Linked DNA regions of Homo sapiens: regions 1, 2, 3, 4 and 5 are each linked to region 6. Evidence: chromatin contacts called from ENCODE Hi-C or POLR2A ChIA-PET data. All regions are on one chromosome and are shown on one strand. The core of a region is the stretch at or near the end of the contact, and the rest is flanking DNA. Distances in the headings are between cores, read along the strand shown. Region 1 overlaps CMTM8 (CKLF like MARVEL transmembrane domain containing 8). Region 2 overlaps CMTM7 (CKLF like MARVEL transmembrane domain containing 7). Region 3 overlaps CMTM7 (CKLF like MARVEL transmembrane domain containing 7). Region 4 has its middle 110 kb from the start of GADL1. Region 5 holds the start of CMTM6 (CKLF like MARVEL transmembrane domain containing 6). Region 6 holds the start of STT3B (STT3 oligosaccharyltransferase complex catalytic subunit B).

Region 1 (2,700 bases), core at 171-2,670, 760 kb before region 6:
GTTTGAGACCAGCCTGGCCAACATGGCAAAACCTGTCTCTACCAAAAATGCAAAAATTAGCTGGGCATGGTGGTGGGAGCCTGTAGTCCCAGCTACTGGGGAGGCTGAGATAGAATTGCTTGAACCTGGGAGGCAGAGGTTGCAGTGAGCCCAGATTGTGCCACTGCACTCCAGCCTCAGCGACAGAACGAGACTCCAGCCACTGCCCCCCACCCCCAACCAAAAAAAAAAAAAAAGTTTTTAGTTAAGAGATTAGAGAGCTTTTGTTGGAGTTCTGAGCAATGGCTGCTGCTGATGACCATGAAACCAGTTGAAGAACACAAGCCAGACTTCTTTACCTTGGTGCTTGAGTTTCTCATCATCTCCAATTTTTAAAATGTTATTCTTATCCAGGGTTCCCTCATAAACACTTCAAGTCCTTAAATTAACACTCAGTCCATTTTCCCAAATCCTTCCCACACACAAACCTTATTTTCCCACCCACAGACCTGTATTTTAAAATGCCAAATCCCCCTGAGTTTAAGAACTTGTCTTTCCTTAACTTCCACAAGCTGGTAATTAACTTTCCAAATGAGGCTGGTGAGCAATAGAAGAAATTGTTATCTTTCACCATCAATGTTTTGCACAAGATGCTGTGATGACACTGCTGGGATTTCAGACAGACAAAGCAGCCTGGAGTGTCTGCGCCACCCCAGACGGGGCTGCTGCTAGCCACAGCATTCTCTGTGCAAGGTTACCACTGTATTCCCCAAGGTGAGCTTTAGTCACAAATGTTGGTTCACAGATAAGAATAGCCTCATCAAAAGTTTAGGTACAGGCCAGGCACGGTGGCTCACGCCTGTAATCCCAACACTTCGGGAGGCATAGGTGGGTGGATCACCTGAGGTCAGGAGTTGGAGACCAACCTGGCTAACATGGTGAAACCCCACCTCTACTAAAAAATGCAAAAATTAGCTGGGTGCAGTGGCGGGCGCCTGTAATCCCAGCTACTTGGGAGGCTGAGGCAGGAGAATCACTTGAACCCAGGAGGTGGAGGTTGCAGTGAGCCGAGATTGTACCACTGCACTCCAGCCTGGGCAACAAGAGTGAAACTCCATCTCAAAAATAAATAAATTAAAAAAATAAAGTTTAGATATCCCTAGACTGTGTACATTCAAGGTGAGGAAATGATGTAATCTTTCTTTGAACCCAGAGGGCAATTTTTCTAAAATCATCTTTTTGCATCAACACATCCTAAGGGGATGTTTTTCTCTCTGTTCAATGGCTAGACCACAAACCTTCCAGAAAAACAACCATCCTATGAGAGCAAACACACGGGGAGGGAGTGGAGAAGGCATCCTCAGGATCCCTTATTTACAATAACGAAAATGTGGAGGTCATGGTGGACGGCTCTGCTGCCCTCTACTGGCCATGTCAAGCATCATCAGCCACAATAACACACAGTCTGCCGCCCTGGTTTTTCCCTTTGTGGTTTTAATTAGGCACTGCTCTTCCCGAGGAAAACCTGGGTGAGAGAGGCAGGAGGCCCCCACCCATGGAACCTCAGATCTGGATGGAACATCTAATGCAACATGGGCACATTACACAACCCTAAGGGGTGCCATTCCTGTGGAATACATCAACAGAGCTCTTGCACTTAAGCAATCCTGCAGCCCCAGTGGGTCATTTAATAAATGCCCCAGAATGGTAAGTGATCATTCCAGGGTCATCAGACCTGTGATGGACCAGAAGCAGGACCTGTTGCTTGCCTCAAGGGAGTGGCAAAGGGAAACAAGATTCCTACAAAGGAAAACAGGTTCCGACTGGGCTGGCCCCAGTGAGGAGAGCCAAGTCAGAACATGTATCCACTTCCTATTCTACGCTTCAACTATCCATCTGTCTAGCCATAACTCATTGTGCCAGGTACTCATTGCAGATACATACCACCAGATGGGAGAGACAAGCCTACTCCGGAGGGGGCTGAACAATTAGGGAGATTCAGACAAGTAAACCAGCAATTACCCTATAATGCTGTAGAAGTCTGGGTCAGGTGTGGTAGCTCATGCCTGTAATCCCAGCACTTTGGGAGGCCGAGGTGGGAGGATCACTTGAGCTCAGGAATTCAAGACCAGCCTGGGCAACATAGTGAGACCTCATCTTTATTTAAAAAAAAATAAAAAATAAAAGGCTGAAGCAAAGAAGTCCTGATTGTTACTGAGCACAGAGCTGGAGGGGCACACAACACAGACTGAGAGGTGGGAAAATCAAGGATGGTTTCCTGAAGACAGTGACATCCAAGACAGAACAAAAGGATTTAAAGGATATATAGATATTAGCCAGGTGAGGTGGGCATGGAAACCATTACAGGCAAGTGGAATAACAGGTAGAATAAAGCAGAGATGAGACAGCATGGAACATTTTAGGAACTGGAGGTCCAGTGGAGCTGGAACGTAGGGTGGATAGATATCCAGGCAACAAACAAAGCCAGATAGAAAGGCAGGCCCCGGATCACACAGGGCCTTGCAGTCCAGGAAAGGAGTCTGAACCATAGCCCGGAGGCCATGAGGAGCTGCTAGGGGTTTAAGCAGAGGGGAGACATTAATAGATGTGGGTATGGGTTTCCTCCATCATACTAGGCTCTGAAGAGGTTCCATGAAGGGCAGTCATCCTTCCTGCCCCCAAGGAACTTACAGTTCCTCAACTTAACAAAATGATATACAA
Region 2 (2,700 bases), core at 1-2,500, 880 kb before region 6:
CTAAGTCAAAAACACAGGCCTGGCATGTATGACATGCTCTACAGATGACAGCTAAATACAAAATGAAACGTCTGAGAAACCTTGGACAAAGACCAAGTGGGCTCTCTCCTCATGCAGACACAGACCTGTGCTAATCTAATATTCTTATCAAAGGGACTAGCATAGATTTGCAGAGGCAAGTTGGAGATGTGCAAAGGGAAAAAGGAAATGAAGACCTTGTAGAAAATATTATGAATATGGAATAGCAAGAACAGACCCAGCTAACTTCTGGAGAAAAGATTAAAGATCTCACTAGACTACTGAAAGGAGGTAATAAAAAAATAACTAACATTCACTCAGAGCTTAAATACTTCAGAGAAGATCTGCACAGTAACCCTGAGCAGGTAATATTATCACCCCCATCTCACGGAAGAGGGAACTGAGGCATAGAGAAGGCAGGTGATGTACCCAAGATTTCACTGAGGAGTAGGAATCCAGCAGTTCCACTGCCTCAGTTTCCCTCCCTTATCAGGAGATGAAGAGTAGCATGAAAGAAAGTACTTAATCCCAACGGGAGGGCCTACTGAAAAGGCAGCATGACAGTGGAAGACGACCTGCAGGTGTCACAAAGGTGCTGATGGTCTCAGGTCCCTGCTGGTTTGCTTGACACAAGGCAAGGGAAGTTATGAAGGTGGCCTGTGATCTGTATGGCAGTGAGAAAGTCACTACTTGACATTCTCATCCTTTAGAGAGTGTATCCACAAGGGGATGCGTTAAAATGCAGGTCCCTGGGCCCCTCAGCCAAAGTTTATTATTATTATTATTATTATTTTGAGACAGAGTCTTGCTCTGTCACCCAGGCTGGAGTGCAGTGGCGTGATCTCGTCAGCCAGAGGAGTTTTTAATCCAGTGGGTCTGAGCTGGGGCCCAGGAATCTGCGTTTTGAACAGGTTTACTTCCATCCCCAGCTAAAGTACTTTGGCTGGTCCCTGGGCTAGACTGTGGACAACCTTGGCCTCTACAGAAGAGAGGCAAGACAATACAGATTAAGAGCTTGGCTTTGGAGTCAAACAGTTCTGGGGTCAAATTCCCATTGCCTCTTAGCTGTGTAACCTGGAAAGGCTATGTAACCTCCCAGGGCCTGTTTTCCACCTGGAAAGTGGAGGTGACAAATAGTACCCCACTTAGAGAGCTCTTCCAATACCTGAAAAGCACTACGCACAGTTCCTGGCATGCATCACATGCTCTGCCCACAAGAGCTAAATGCAAAAGTAAAACTCTCACTGGGTCCCTGCAGCACTTCCGTTGTCGTAAAGAATTGGCAGGCTCCATATCATAACATTCTTGGGTTATCATTTCCTCTTCCTTAGCTAAATTTTCTGGAAGGAATCTCTTCCTGTGTATGAATCAGAAACTCAAGAGAAGCCACACTTCCCCAGCATCCCTTTTCCTCCCATGAAGCTTCAATGGTAAAGTTTCTTCACCTCTCCCCTTGCCCCAGGGATGGAGATTGACATTGACTTAGAGTGGACATCTGTTCAGGGGCAGATGGTCTGTGCAATTTGAATATTTATTATCTTGGTAATTTGTACTTCACCTCTTCCTAAAGTAATGAGGCAATAAAAGGAGCCTTAGTAAGAAATGTCAAAGATGAGGGGACGAGCAGAGACTTGCACCAAACAGAAGCTGTGAACGCAGTGCTGAAATACAGCGGTAAAGAAGGTGCAAATTTTCAACGTCAGTGGAACGTGGAGAATGAAAACTGAACCAAGAAAATGTAGCTTGGTCATTTGGTCCTGGGGTGGTGGAATTCCCTGGAAATAGACTCTGAGAAAGAGATTTGCATGCAAAAAGTTAACTGGGGAGTGCTCTCCAAGAGATTACAGTGGGAGAGTAAGCAAGACAGGACCAGGTGGAGGGAGGATTTGAGCAGTCATAACAAAGGCCTTGGCTGATACTCCGAGGAGCACTGAAGCTAGGACCGCTCTTCAGAGTTTTCTCTGTTGAAGCAAGCAGACCAGGCCTTCCTGACTCTCCACTGACCACTGGATACAGGCTGCCCCCAGGGAGAGGTTAGGCATCATCTTGGGTGAGGCGAGTCCCTTTGGTGGACATCAATTTGTGGGGAGGGACTCAGCAGGCCACATTCTTGGAACCTGCGGCGGATGAATGCCTCAGCAATAAAGGGGATATTTGGGCACACACCAGTATGGCCACTGCAACTGTTTAAGTGGGCTCTTTCCCCAAAAAAGTAGTTTAAAAAGAATAGAAAAATCTTGGCCCAAACTTGAATAGCCACATAGGAAAAAAGCTGCCTACTGACCAGGAACCCCCATGCTGGGGTTCCTAAATGGCTGAGGGAGAAAGCTATCGTGTCAAACCAGTAACATTTGAGAGTTATTTGTTACAGCAGCTAGTGTTGCACTAATAAAAAAATCTAAAACTATGAGAAACACTGTGAATGAAAAGAACTGGGTGCTATTAGAGGAGTTATAATGGAGATGAAGATTAGTTACCTCTGAGTACAAATGAAATGGACCAAAGGTGTGTTAATAATATCTTCTAATCACTCTAATCTTATAACAGTTAATAAATGAATGTATCAATGAATCAGCTAATTCATTTGTTCTGATATGTCACTGTCTTTAAGGTCATAATCATGTTACAAATAGAGGTTATTTTGAAATCAACAAACTAAGTTATATATCCTGTGAATAAATA
Region 3 (2,756 bases), core at 224-2,723, 910 kb before region 6:
TAGTAGAGACGGGGTTTTGCCATGTGGCCCAGGCTGGTTTCAAACTCCTGAGCTCAAGCAATCCCCCTGCCTTGGCCTCCCAAAGTGCTGGGATTATGGACGTAAGCCATTGTTTCCAGCCAGGAATCTATTTAAAATGCACAACCAATTTAGAAAAAAGATTATTTTATACACTGCCTCTCTCCTATGGAGGAGTGATTCTTTTTTTTTTGAGATGGAGTCTCACTCTGTTGCCCAGGCTGGAGTGCAGTAGCATGATCTTGGCTCACTGCAACTCTGCCTACGAGATTCAAGCGATTCTCTTGCCTCAGCCTCCAGAGTAGCTGGGACTACAGGTATGCACCACCATGCCCAGCTAATTTTTGCATTTTTAGTAGAGAGGGGGTTCCACCATGTTGGCCAGACTGGTCTTAAACTCCTGAACTCAAGTAATCTGCCTGCCCCAGCTCCCCAAAGTGCTGTGATTACAGGTGTGAGCCACCACGCCTGGCCAGAGCAGCGAGTCTTAAAGTGTGTGTGTGTGTGTGTGTGTGTGTGTGTGTGTGTATGCGTGTGGTGTTAGTGTATGGGTGTGTTAGCGTATGGGTATATGATTTTGTGTCCTATGGGACATTTGGCAATGTGTGTATATATTTTTGGTTTACACAATTTGCGGGGATGGGGGTTGCTACTGGCATTTAGTGGGTAGAGGCCCAGGGTGCTGCTAAGCACCCTGCAATAAATAGGAGAGCTCCCATAGTAAAGAGTTACCCATCTCCAGCCCCAAATGTGGCCCCTCAACTACAGTACTACTGTTGAAAAATTCTGCTATAGAAAATGTCAGTCTACAATGAGAATTAAATCACAAAATGGGGCCTGGTGCATGCCTGGCATCCCAGGCTCACGCCTGCAATCCCAGCACTTTGGGAGGCCAAGGCGGGTGGATCACCTGAAGCCAGGAGTTTGAGACCAGCCTGGGCAACAAGCAAGACCCTGTCTCTACAAAAAATACAAAAACTAGCTGGGCGTGGTGGCATGCACCTGTGGTCTCAGCAACTTGGGAGGCTGAGGTGGGAGGATCAATTGAGCCTAGGAGGTTGAGGTTGCAGTGAGCTATTATCACGTCACTGCACTCCAGCCTGCAAGACAGAGTGAAAGTCTGTCTCTAAAAAAATAAAAATCAAATCAAATCACAAAATGGATCTTACTCCAGTTAAAACAGTTGATGCTGAAATGCTCTTATTTTCTAAAGCCCCTTGTTGCTAGCCCACTATCAAGATCCTCAGCAATAGGTACAACAGCTAAAAGAGAACTCTCAGCTGGAAGCTTGAAGCAGGTATGGAGAGTGCTCTGCTTACCAGATCGAAACAGAAGAGTGTGGCTGTGACACAAAGAGTCCCTCAACATTTGTGTATTTCCCTTTGCTAATGAGCAACGCAAGTGTTTTCATTTTTTCGGTTCCTCTGAAGCTAGCCAGCCATGGTGATATAATGATTCACACCTCTGCCTTACTCAGGAGTGTGCATGATCGCCAGGGCTTTGCTGCTACGTTAGTCTTACTTCCAGGCCACATCTACATGGGGAAGTCTAGGGGTCTTCCCAGCCCCACAATGACCTCCTCAAGAACTCAAGTATCATTATTCAAGGCATGACTGAAAATGCAGATAATGTGGGATTATGCAGCGTGATTCCTAGGTAGAGAGGCAATTTTGCATCTAGTTTAATGCAGAGATTAAAATAATTTTCCAACTCGTCGTTGAAGACAAAGTTAGCTCTTTTTCATGGTGACACAGGGATGTGGAAGTTTCCCAGCCAACAAAAGGGGCCTGTGCAGGTCAGGTCTTCCTGCTCTGAGCCTCCAGGGCTGAGTACTGTGTAGTAGGAAGTACATTCCTGCTCTATCAGAAACATCTCGAACCTTTCTGGGAAACTTGCTCATGAAATAACACTTTCTGAATTCGGTTCACTGGGCCTATGGCCATCTACCATATGACTTTCTTTAGGAAAGCCCAATTTTAGAAAATCTAATTTAGCCAGAGTATGGTGTGTGCTTATGCGTGCTCCTAAAAGCTTCCTTTTTGCCCAGGGATTCATTCATTCCAACTTTAAATAGCCAGCATCTTAGCCAGCATATTAAGTTAAAAAAAAAAAAAAGATTTGACTGACATCAAACTTTTCAGAAATTCTTCTAAAGCCAGTAGGTAACTTCTGCAAATGCTGGGGCCCCCTGAATTATTTAGAAGCTTAATTCCTGGGTGACAAAATAATCTGTACAACAACCCCCTCCCATGACACAAGTTTACCATATAAGAAACCTACACAAGTACCCCTGAACTTAATATACAAGTTAAAAAAGAAAGCAAAGGTGAAGTGGAAGAAAGAACAAGACAATAGTGGGGAAAAGGCGCTGGGGTGTTTATCCCTGCCCTCCTCCCGCCAGCTCCAACCCTCTCAGGTGTCTTCGTGTTCCCAGTTAGAAAAGCAAATGCACAAACACGCCTGAATTCAGAGAGGACTGGAGGTAGGGGTTCTGACTTCAGGACGGAGTGAAGCAGCTGGGAGGCTCCTGGAAGACAGATGTTTCTGTGTAGAGTAACTTCAAAGTGATGCTGTCCAAAGGGTTCACTTGCCTCTTAAGGTGCCTTCTAGCTCCTCTCGTAACGGTTTGTTCTTTTATATTGAACTGTCATAAAAATAAAATATCTAACATAAATGTCCAGGGGTTTATTTTATTTATTTTATTTTTTTGAGATGGAGTCTCACTCTGTCGCTAGGCA
Region 4 (2,793 bases), core at 19-2,518, 530 kb after region 6:
ATTGCAACACCCAATGTCTACAAAATAATACAAAAGTTAGCCAGGCGTGGTGGTGCGTTCCCGTAGTTCAAGCTACTTGGCAGGCTGAAATGGGAGGATTGCTTGAGCCTGGGAGGTGAAGGCTGCAGTGAACCATGATCATGCCTCTGTACTCTAGCCTGGGTGACAGAGTGAAACACTGTCTTAAAATATATATAACAAATAAAAAAAAATTAAAAATAAAACAAACGAGGAAAACATCTTTTTACCTTGGTCAGAGAGGGGGCAAAGGTGATATCCACTTGGGACACATGGGTACTATCTTACTGGTTGTTTATGGCTAGTGTCTGTTCTGATGGGTGAGTCTGCCTGCCATGTTTAGAACGTCATTGCTTGGGAAGTCCTCGCCCTCTTCACATCTGGGAAACCTTGTGGTGTTTCCTTTTATTCCATGCCTGAATTCAGTGTGGCCCTTGTTGGCAAATACTTCTACTGCCATCAGGTACTTAAGAGCAAGAACTCTATGTGTCCTCGCCCACTCAGCTCTGTTCGTAAATGAGCACGTGAAGGTCAGTGGAAAGACTAGAGAGAAAGAGGCTAGGAAGGGAATTAAGGTGGGTCTCAAAGACCTGGGATCTAGGCTTGCTCTGACACTGACTCTCTGTGAGACGCTGTACAAGTCACTGACCTTGTTTATGTCTTAGTGTCCTCAGTTGTAAAATGAGGACATTGGGCTGCATCTGTGGTTCCCGATCCTTGTATGGTGAATGAGTCTCAAATCGTTACCGTTTGTTAGGTATAAATTTCCGTGCATTGACTTGAATAGGCAAGAAATTCATTTAACTTTCCTCTAAGTGAACTTTTTTGAACAGATTTTTTTTTTTTTTTTTTTTTTTTTTTTTTTTTTTTTTGCCAAAAATGGCTGCAAGAATGTTTCTGGTTCTATGTGATGTACCAGAACTTGCACTTTCTTCATCAAGAAGTCAAGTCTCTGTCTCCTGCTCGTGAGACTAGTCAGGCTTTTGTGACTGCCTCAGCTATTAGATTATGGCAGAAGTAATGCTGTGTGACTTCTCAGCCAAAGTCCTAAGAGCAGAACAGCTTCTGCCTGGATCTCTCACTCTAGCTATCATGAAGCTTCTCTATTACATGGAGATAGAGATCTGCTGAAGGAGCCCCAGCTGTTGGTATTTTCCAGGCCAGGCACCAGTCATATGAGTAAGCCAGCCATCAGACAACTTAGCCCCAGCCACTGTCTGCCTGCAACTGCACAAGAGAGCTGAGTGAAAACAATCTTGCTGAGTTCAGTCAAGCTCCAGAAATGTACGGGGTAAGAGTAAAATAATTGATGTTGTTTTAAACCAGTAGTTTGGGATGGTTATTCATGTAACAATAGATGACTAAACACTGCTATGTCAAATTCCTAGTCCACTGTTTGGTAGGAATGAATTCCAGTCATTTTTGCAATGCTATTCTTCTATCCGTGGAATTGTCTGAATTGGGAGTAGTTACATTATGTTATGCTGTCAAGGAAACATCTGGTGATGCTGTCCTTGATGCCATTATCTGTATGCTATGTCCATGGAGGTTTCCTTGTTTCTGTCTAGTCTGCAGTTACTAGTCTATGGTTTCACTTCTGTCTTTCTTTCTTCCCGAATATAAGACTTCTTCAAATCATTAACTTTTGGAACTATATACTTGCCACTCTCAGGCTCAATGGACACATTCTGCCACTCCATTTTGGGCTTTTAGATCCTCCACTCCCCTGTACCTCCTGAGTGCAAGAGGACATTTTTGCTGCTCCTGCCTCCAGTGTTGCACAAGAAAGTTAATGAGCCTCTTTTAGACAGGTTTCTAGACCAATATTTTTCAGATTTTAAAGCTGCATTCTTGGAGCAAGTCATGAAATCAATCCACTAGTTTGTGATCATCATTTAAAAAATTTTTCGGAGTAGAACAGAATTGAATGAAAAATGTCACAGTATATCAAATATTGGTAAGGCAACTGTGATGGCTAATTTTTTGTGTCAACTGGACTAGGCCATGGCACTTTGGCCAAACATATCTGGATGTTGCATGAAGGTATTTTTTTTAGATGAAATTAACATATACGTCAGTAGACCATGAGTAAAGTTGATTACCCTTCATCCGGTAGGTAATTCTCATCCAATCAGTTGAAGACATTAAGGAAAAGACTGATATTCCTGAGAAAGAGGAAATTCTGCTAGCAGATGGCCTTTGGACTCAAACTGCAACATCAATTCTTCCCTGGGTCTCTAGCCTGCTGACCTAACATACCCCTCAAATTTTGGACTTGCCAGCCTCTACAGTTGTGTGAGCCAATTCCTTACATCTCCTCCTCTCCCCTCACTCCATCTCTCTCTATCTGGTCGGCTTTGTGTAACACCACGAAAATAAAACAATACTTTCCTGTCTTCTGCTGATTGGCACCTGTCTTTCTCTTCTGGGTAAGATTGTTTCTGCTTGTTTAGATAACAAGGCAGTCATGAATGGTATCAAAATGTGTCCAATACTGACCACATTGCTGGTGTTCAATAAATTAAAAAATATTTTATTCTGTACCTGTGGTCTATACCCTAGAATTCAAACAGTTAACTGTCTTATCTGCATTCAGTATTCCACTGCCACTTAAAATAAATGTGAATTAATATAACAATTCCTCTCAAAATTATATCCGTTGGTTTAAATAGCTTTGCTGTGTGTACAAATACTTTGGGTGAATGCAGTTATTTAATAGTTTAAATCTAGTTTCATTTTGATAATATAGCATTGTTCAACTATTGAAATGACTAA
Region 5 (2,875 bases), core at 194-2,693, 970 kb before region 6:
CTGGTGAAAATACAGTGGCCTTCCTTGTTGGACAGAATTGGTGGCATCTTGGCCTTGGGAGGACATTCAGAGTGCATGTAATCAGAGACAGAAGGGTAGTTCTGGCTGGTTGTAGGTGGCCCCTGCAGGGCAGTATCTACTTGTCTCTATTCATTTGAATGGGAGCTTTTGTTTGTTACTGGAAGAAGAAAGGGAGGTTTGGGGCCACGGAGAAGATGTAGCAGCTGATGGCAGCAGAAACCCCTTCTCTCTTCCATGGGTTTTGAGACTCCAATGGAGAGATGAGTTAGAAGCTGACGTTTTCTGGGTTAGCGTTTAGCAGCAAGGTTTCGAGTCAGACTGCTTAGGCCTGCATTCCAGCTGCTCCTGGCTGTTTGACCTTGGATATGATTTCAGCCTCTTGGCCTCAGTTTTCTCATTTGAAAATGAATGTAACCGACTTTATACTGTCGAACCTACTTTATATTGTTGTGAACATCCTGTAACTCAATCAACTTCAGTTGCTAAAATATAATTACATTCCTTGACAAGTTCACACAAAATTAACATATGTGACTGTAGCAGTTGGTGACCAAGAAAGAGAAAAAGGAAATGATTTTGAAAAGTGAGCCTAAATGGAATTTCGGGAGACGCGGGAGGGAGCGATTCTGAAAGTCCTTACAGACAACTCATTGTACTTCAAATGAAATACGAATTCTTCCCTTGGTCTGCAAGGCCTCCACATTATCTGGCCTTTGCCTACATCTCCAACATCTCCTTTCCTCCCGTACTTATTCCTAGCGACACAGGCCTTTGGGCTTCAGATTGAGTCAAACTCATTTGGTCCTCGGGACATTTGCACTTTCGTGAAAGGCTCTCCCCAGAACTTTACAAGCCTGGCTTCTCACACTTTGAGTCTCATTCAATTCAAAGATCATGGTCCTCAGAGAGGCCTTTCCTGACCACTCAGTTTAGTAGTGGCCATTTAAGTAGAGCACCCAATTCTCCATCCTTTTTTCCTTCTCCTTCCTCTTCTCCTCCTCCTCCATCTTCTTTTTTTTTTTAATAAATTTATCAAGCCACCAGAAATGCTGAATCCATTATTTTCGTATCATATTTTCACGTCACTTATCACTATCTGAAATTGCTATCCATCTGTTTTCTTGTTTATTGTCTGTCTCTGTTACTAGGGATCCTGTGATTTTGGGTAGTACTTGGCTGTCACCCAAGTACCTAGAACGGGGTTCACTGCACACCGAAAGTACGCAAAAATACTAAGTGAATGAATGTCAGGAGGATGAAAGATGGAGGGAGGTGAGAAATCCATCAAAGGCTCACAGAAAGAACTCAATTCTTGGATGAAAGTCGGAAGAATCCCAACAGCTAACAAGCAAATTTGCTGAGAGGGGGCGGGGCGGGCCAAGGGCGGGGGCGGGAAGGGGCGGAGTCAGGCGGAAGCCGGGGAGAAGGCCCAGGAAGTGACGGCCGCCTCCCGGCTACCGGGGACTTCTGGAGTCCGAGAAGTCAACGGCGCGGTTGCTGCGGCCGCCGCGCTCCCCGGCCCGAGGCGATGGAGAACGGAGCGGTGTACAGCCCCACTACGGAGGAGGACCCGGGCCCCGCCAGAGGCCCCCGGAGCGGCCTCGCTGCCTACTTTTTCATGGGCCGGCTCCCATTGCTCCGGCGCGTTCTCAAGGGCTTGCAGCTGGTGAGTCCGCGGTCAGGGAGGGCGAGCCCGGGCTGGGGAGCGGGGTCTGGCCCGGGCTTGGGAGGCCGCCGAGCTCCTTCGTTTCAGCTTGGTTGTTCAGTAAAAGGAGGTTTCCACACCTCTAGTTCCTTCCCTCTCAGCCTGGGGAAGGGGGCGTTACCCTCCGCCCTTCCGCCGGGCGGCCCCTCAGTCCCAAGGCTCTCCCCATCGGGATCCCACGAACTGGGGCCACCCAGCCTGTTAGGCGGGCTCAGGAAATGCGTCGGAGACCCAAGTCAGCCACTTCAACATCTTTCACTCATCCTCTATGGCGACTTTCCTCTCTTCTCTCTGCTGCTACCCTGCATTATCGCCCACAGTGCCTGTATTTAGACTGTGAAGCGCTGTTTATCTTTCTCTGGCTCTTGCGGTTTTCCTGCTGCGAGCCCATGGGGGCAGTTTAACTTGCTGGACAAAGTCCTGCGATACCACGCGTGGCATTGAGATGTGTGTGTATGTGTGTCCGGTAAATTGTCTTCTAAAAGTTTTATATTGACTGGAAAAGAATTATTTCAAAATTGAGCAATATGGGTTCTAAGTGGAAAGTCAAAAGGACAGCTTTTTGTAAGTATGTGCGGATAGCTGAACTAGGACATGGTATGCATCTTTCCATTTTATTGAGTTTATTTTAAGCAGTTGAAGTACCATAAACCTGTTCGTGAAAACATCAAAGCATCTTTGAGATTTAAATTATTCACTTTACAGTCGTGTTGGCTCCTATGTACTGTTCCAACCACTGATGGTTGAACCAGTTTAGGAAAAATAGAAACAGTTTAGGTTCTATTTCTGCAATAGAACCAGTTTAGGAAAAATCCGAATGCTTATGATGTTTATGAGTTTTGTCTTACTTTGTTTTGTTTTTTAACCATTCTAAGTAAAAATTAGCTCATTGGTTTCCTTGGAAAGAACTTAAATTCTTACAACTCAAATGACCCGAAGTTAAATTCTTAGAACTCTAGTGACCTACTTTTATTGAATAGAAAAACAGAAGTCGGAAAATCGGCACTGCTGTTTAGCGATCAAAATGATCACATCTGCTGATGACTGGGAAATCATTTGAAAGCAAGTGATAATGTGGCCTATGGAACCCAGTAGGATCTGGCCTTATCTTTCTCCCAGTCTCCCTCTAGGTGGTTCCACACTGGCCAC
Region 6 (2,700 bases), core at 10-2,509:
CCTTCCTGCAGACCAATAAAGGAACTAATGCAATGCTTTCAGATACTGTGCATAACACACTAAGGGTGACAGTGGCTAACAGGGTAAGGATCTTGTTCTAAAAAGCAACCCAAGACGATAGTGAAACAGTAAGGTGCTGAGTGCACTTAAGAGCTCTGAAAAAAAGCCACTCTTTAAAATACCTAATGATAAATAAATAAGAGTAGCTAGCTTTCAGATCACTTTCAGGGGTATTATTTCCTTCCCTCCAACACGCCATTCACTCTCCTTTTCCCTTCTCGTATCATGAGAGCATAAAAAGAAACAGTAAAAGCGTAAAACTGCAAGGGTGAGCAGCCGGGGTTCCGGCACATCTGGACCCACCTCCAGCGGCAACAGGGCAGCCCCCCTGGCCGATTCCGTCTGAACTAGCAAAAACGCGCCCGCAAATATGAAAGAACGCGAAAGCAGCGGGCGAGGAGGGCGGGGAATCGACCGACAGTCCGCGGAGGAGCTACCTGCCGCCTCCTGGCGTGGCGGGTCCGGACTCAGCGACCAAAGCGGGCTGCGAGGGACTGCACCCACACTCCCGGCGGCTGCACCCACACTCCCGGCGGCTGCATCCACACTCCTGGCAGTCTTCACACTAGCCCGGCCGAGAATCAAGGTTTCGCTCCTGGACCCCGACGCCCCGCCTCAGGCTGCACGGGGCAAACTTCGCCCACGGGCAGGGGGCGCGCCCGGAGCTCCGGGATCCGCGCCGGCCTCAGCCAGGACGCGAGCGGGGCTCCGCGGCGGCGCGGGGCCAAGTCGAGGAGAGCTGCGGCGGGCGGAGGAGCGGGTCCCGGTTCCCCGCGGGCCACGGGCGGGGGAGGGGCGGCGAGGCACTTACCACGGGTCGAACTCGTGGATGATGCTTTCGAAGCGGATGACGGCGAAGAGGCGCGAGCTGAAGCCGGCAAGCCAGGCCAGGAAGAGGATGGTGAAGGAGAGAAGCGACTGCCACCCAGCCGGCTGCGACAGCCCCCCGGACAGCCCCGCCGGGGCCGGCTTCGGCGGCGCCGCGCCGCCCGCCGCCTTGTGCGCGCACTGGGCCCCGGGCCCGTGGTGGCCGTGCCGGCTGTTTCCCAGGGCCATGAGGCCACTCCACGGGGACGAGTTGAGGGACGACTTGTGCTTGCTCTCCGGGGCCGAGGGCTCCGCCATGTTGTGCCCCGGCGGCGGGTCTAGCTCTCCTCCTCCGCCGCCGCCGCCTGGTGCGAGGGGTGCTGGGCGGGGACCCGGAGGAGGAGGAGGAGGAGGAAGAAAAAGGAGGAGGGAAGAGCTCTGCGCGCTCCCGCCCTCAGCGCCGCGAGGCCGGCGGACTGGGGGTGGAGGAAGCGGCGGCGGGGAGTCTCCGCCTCAGCAGCGGCCGCAATCGCCGCTCTCTCAACCCAGATGGCCCCGGCGCCCCACTAGCCATCCGTATCCCCAGTGCAGCTGCGGCGGCGGCGGCGAAAGCCGACGGGACGAGGGCGCCAGGAAAGAAGCAGCAGACGGAGGCGGCACCACGGCTCTGAGAAGCAATGACATTCCCTCTCTAGCCCGCCGCCCGCCCAGCCGAAAGGAGCAGGGGGAGGAGCCCCCTGGAGTCCGGGCGGAGCTCAAGCAACCTCTGACTCCGCCTCCGGCCCGACAGGAACTGGCCCCTCCGCCTGTCACAAAGCGACAGGTCCGTTAGGGGGCGGGCCCAGAACCGCTGCGCCCACCAATAGGGGCGCGAGCTGGGGCGGAGCTTGACCCAACCGTCTCCCCCTCCCCCCCACCATCCCGGCCTCGCGCCGATTCGCCCGGAGTGGCCGAGCTGCGCGGCTACGGCTTCATTGTCAGTTGAAAGACGCGGTTTCGCGCGCCTGTGCGGTCGGCGAGAAAGGGTACTAGGCGGCTCCGCTAGGTTCATGGAGCTGAGCTGGGCCGAGGGGCGGGAACTGCGGAGCGGCCTCGGTCAAACTCGTCTTAAAGGACGCGGAAAGCGCCGCACCGACCAGCAGGACGCTCGCGGGCTCTCCGCGGTCGTGACTTTTAACCCGCTTTGCGCGGAGCCCTCACCACGTGACGGCCGCGCAGGCGCATTATCCTAGCCCTCGGCGCGTGGGTCGGGCCGAGGGGTTCAGCAGCCCGTGGCGCTCCTCGGCTGGCGCTGCGAGTGAGCCCGCGGCGGCAGTGACACAGCCTACCTTGCTCATTGCCCTTCACGTCCCGCCTCCGGCTTCTGCGGCCGCGGGAATCCGAGAATGTGAGCAAAGACAAGTTTTCCGACACCGAAAACTCGTTGGAACCGGCAAGCGCGCCCCTAGCTCCGGCAGGCAAAATGCGACCTTCTCTCGCCCTTTTTCGTTTGTACTCCGAATTGCGAAAGTACTGTATGTTCACTGGAAATATGGGAAAATGCAGAAATACATTAACGGCTGCATACATTCCGTCGAGTGAGTGAAACTAACTTACCCTGGACGTTAAGCTGTTTCCAGTTCTCACTTTACTAAATAATAATAGAACGAAGGTTCTTGTGCACGTCTACCTTGTATTTTTATAATTCCTTTCCTTTCCCCACTTCCCTCCTTGTCCGCTAAAATAAAGTGCTACCAGATAAACTCAGGGCAAAATGAGCTTAAACTAAGTGAGGTAGTGGGGAGACTCGAATTGCTCTTATATAAACCCCATAGAAAGTACGGAGCTTTCGGC

The links. A loop is a pair of places that touch in the nucleus more often than their neighbours do. ChIA-PET counts read pairs that join two places held with the same protein, here RNA polymerase II (POLR2A). Pooled maps may share reads with other maps.
Region 1: a pooled map shows a loop between it and region 6 (3-fold over the local background). The contact joins the enhancer-like site here to the promoter of STT3B in region 6. A Hi-C loop is called at or near these places in 1 of 168 maps with a recorded cell type or tissue (naive thymus-derived CD4-positive, alpha-beta T cell) and 6 of 50 pooled maps. POLR2A ChIA-PET finds 5 or more read pairs at or near these places in 1 of 52 experiments (activated CD4-positive, alpha-beta T cell).
Region 2: a pooled map shows a loop between it and region 6 (4-fold over the local background). The contact joins the enhancer-like site here to the promoter of STT3B in region 6. A Hi-C loop is called at or near these places in 5 of 37 single-sample maps with no recorded cell type and 5 of 50 pooled maps.
Region 3: a loop to region 6 is called in a map of OCI-LY7, with 2.9 times the contacts of the local background. The contact joins the enhancer-like site here to the promoter of STT3B in region 6. A Hi-C loop is called at or near these places in 1 of 168 maps with a recorded cell type or tissue (OCI-LY7), 7 of 37 single-sample maps with no recorded cell type and 9 of 50 pooled maps.
Region 4: a map of endothelial cell of umbilical vein shows a loop between it and region 6 (11-fold over the local background). The contact joins the enhancer-like site here to the promoter of STT3B in region 6. A Hi-C loop is called at or near these places in 1 of 168 maps with a recorded cell type or tissue (endothelial cell of umbilical vein), 2 of 37 single-sample maps with no recorded cell type and 4 of 50 pooled maps. POLR2A ChIA-PET finds 5 or more read pairs at or near these places in 3 of 52 experiments (AG04449, AG04450 and MCF 10A).
Region 5: a loop to region 6 is called in a map of CD4-positive, alpha-beta memory T cell, with 5 times the contacts of the local background. The contact joins the promoter of CMTM6 here to the promoter of STT3B in region 6. A Hi-C loop is called at or near these places in 2 of 168 maps with a recorded cell type or tissue (CD4-positive, alpha-beta memory T cell and heart right ventricle), 1 of 37 single-sample maps with no recorded cell type and 11 of 50 pooled maps. POLR2A ChIA-PET finds 5 or more read pairs at or near these places in 2 of 52 experiments (T-cell and activated CD4-positive, alpha-beta memory T cell).

What each region holds. Positions count from the first base shown.
Region 1 is chr3:32,295,596-32,298,295 of GRCh38, reverse strand. All of the region lies in intron 1 of CMTM8 (CKLF like MARVEL transmembrane domain containing 8), which reads right to left. Among named protein-coding and RNA genes, the nearest start is that of CMTM8, 58 kb to the right of the region's middle. Within about 2 kb of position 1,420, at least 2 of the 41 ENCODE cell types and tissues checked have a DNase peak (open chromatin) inside an H3K27ac peak, as active enhancers do.
Region 2 is chr3:32,413,306-32,416,005 of GRCh38, reverse strand. The region is part of intron 1 of CMTM7 (CKLF like MARVEL transmembrane domain containing 7); the gene reads right to left. Among named protein-coding and RNA genes, the nearest start is that of CMTM7, 23 kb to the right of the region's middle. Within about 2 kb of position 1,250, at least 13 of the 41 ENCODE cell types and tissues checked have a DNase peak (open chromatin) inside an H3K27ac peak, as active enhancers do.
Region 3 is chr3:32,437,861-32,440,616 of GRCh38, reverse strand. All of the region lies in intron 1 of CMTM7 (CKLF like MARVEL transmembrane domain containing 7), which reads right to left. Among named protein-coding and RNA genes, the nearest start is that of CMTM7, 47 kb to the right of the region's middle. Within about 2 kb of position 1,473, at least 8 of the 41 ENCODE cell types and tissues checked have a DNase peak (open chromatin) inside an H3K27ac peak, as active enhancers do; they include OCI-LY7, where a contact is called at or near this core.
Region 4 is chr3:31,002,951-31,005,743 of GRCh38, reverse strand. No RefSeq gene overlaps it. Among named protein-coding and RNA genes, the nearest start is that of GADL1, 110 kb to the right of the region's middle. Within about 2 kb of position 1,268, at least 2 of the 41 ENCODE cell types and tissues checked have a DNase peak (open chromatin) inside an H3K27ac peak, as active enhancers do; they include endothelial cell of umbilical vein, where a contact is called at or near this core.
Region 5 is chr3:32,501,420-32,504,294 of GRCh38, reverse strand. It overlaps CMTM6 (CKLF like MARVEL transmembrane domain containing 6), which reads left to right and starts at 1,443. Exons shown (of 4, transcript NM_017801.3): 1 at 1,443-1,687. The coding sequence starts at 1,550. RefSeq lists silencers at 1,343-1,432, 1,503-1,732.
Region 6 is chr3:31,531,484-31,534,183 of GRCh38, reverse strand. It overlaps STT3B (STT3 oligosaccharyltransferase complex catalytic subunit B), which reads right to left and starts at 1,259. Exons shown (of 16, transcript NM_178862.3): 1 at 872-1,259. The coding sequence starts at 1,185. RefSeq lists enhancers at 527-586, 1,437-1,576 and silencers at 747-896, 977-1,106, 1,137-1,366, 1,677-1,936.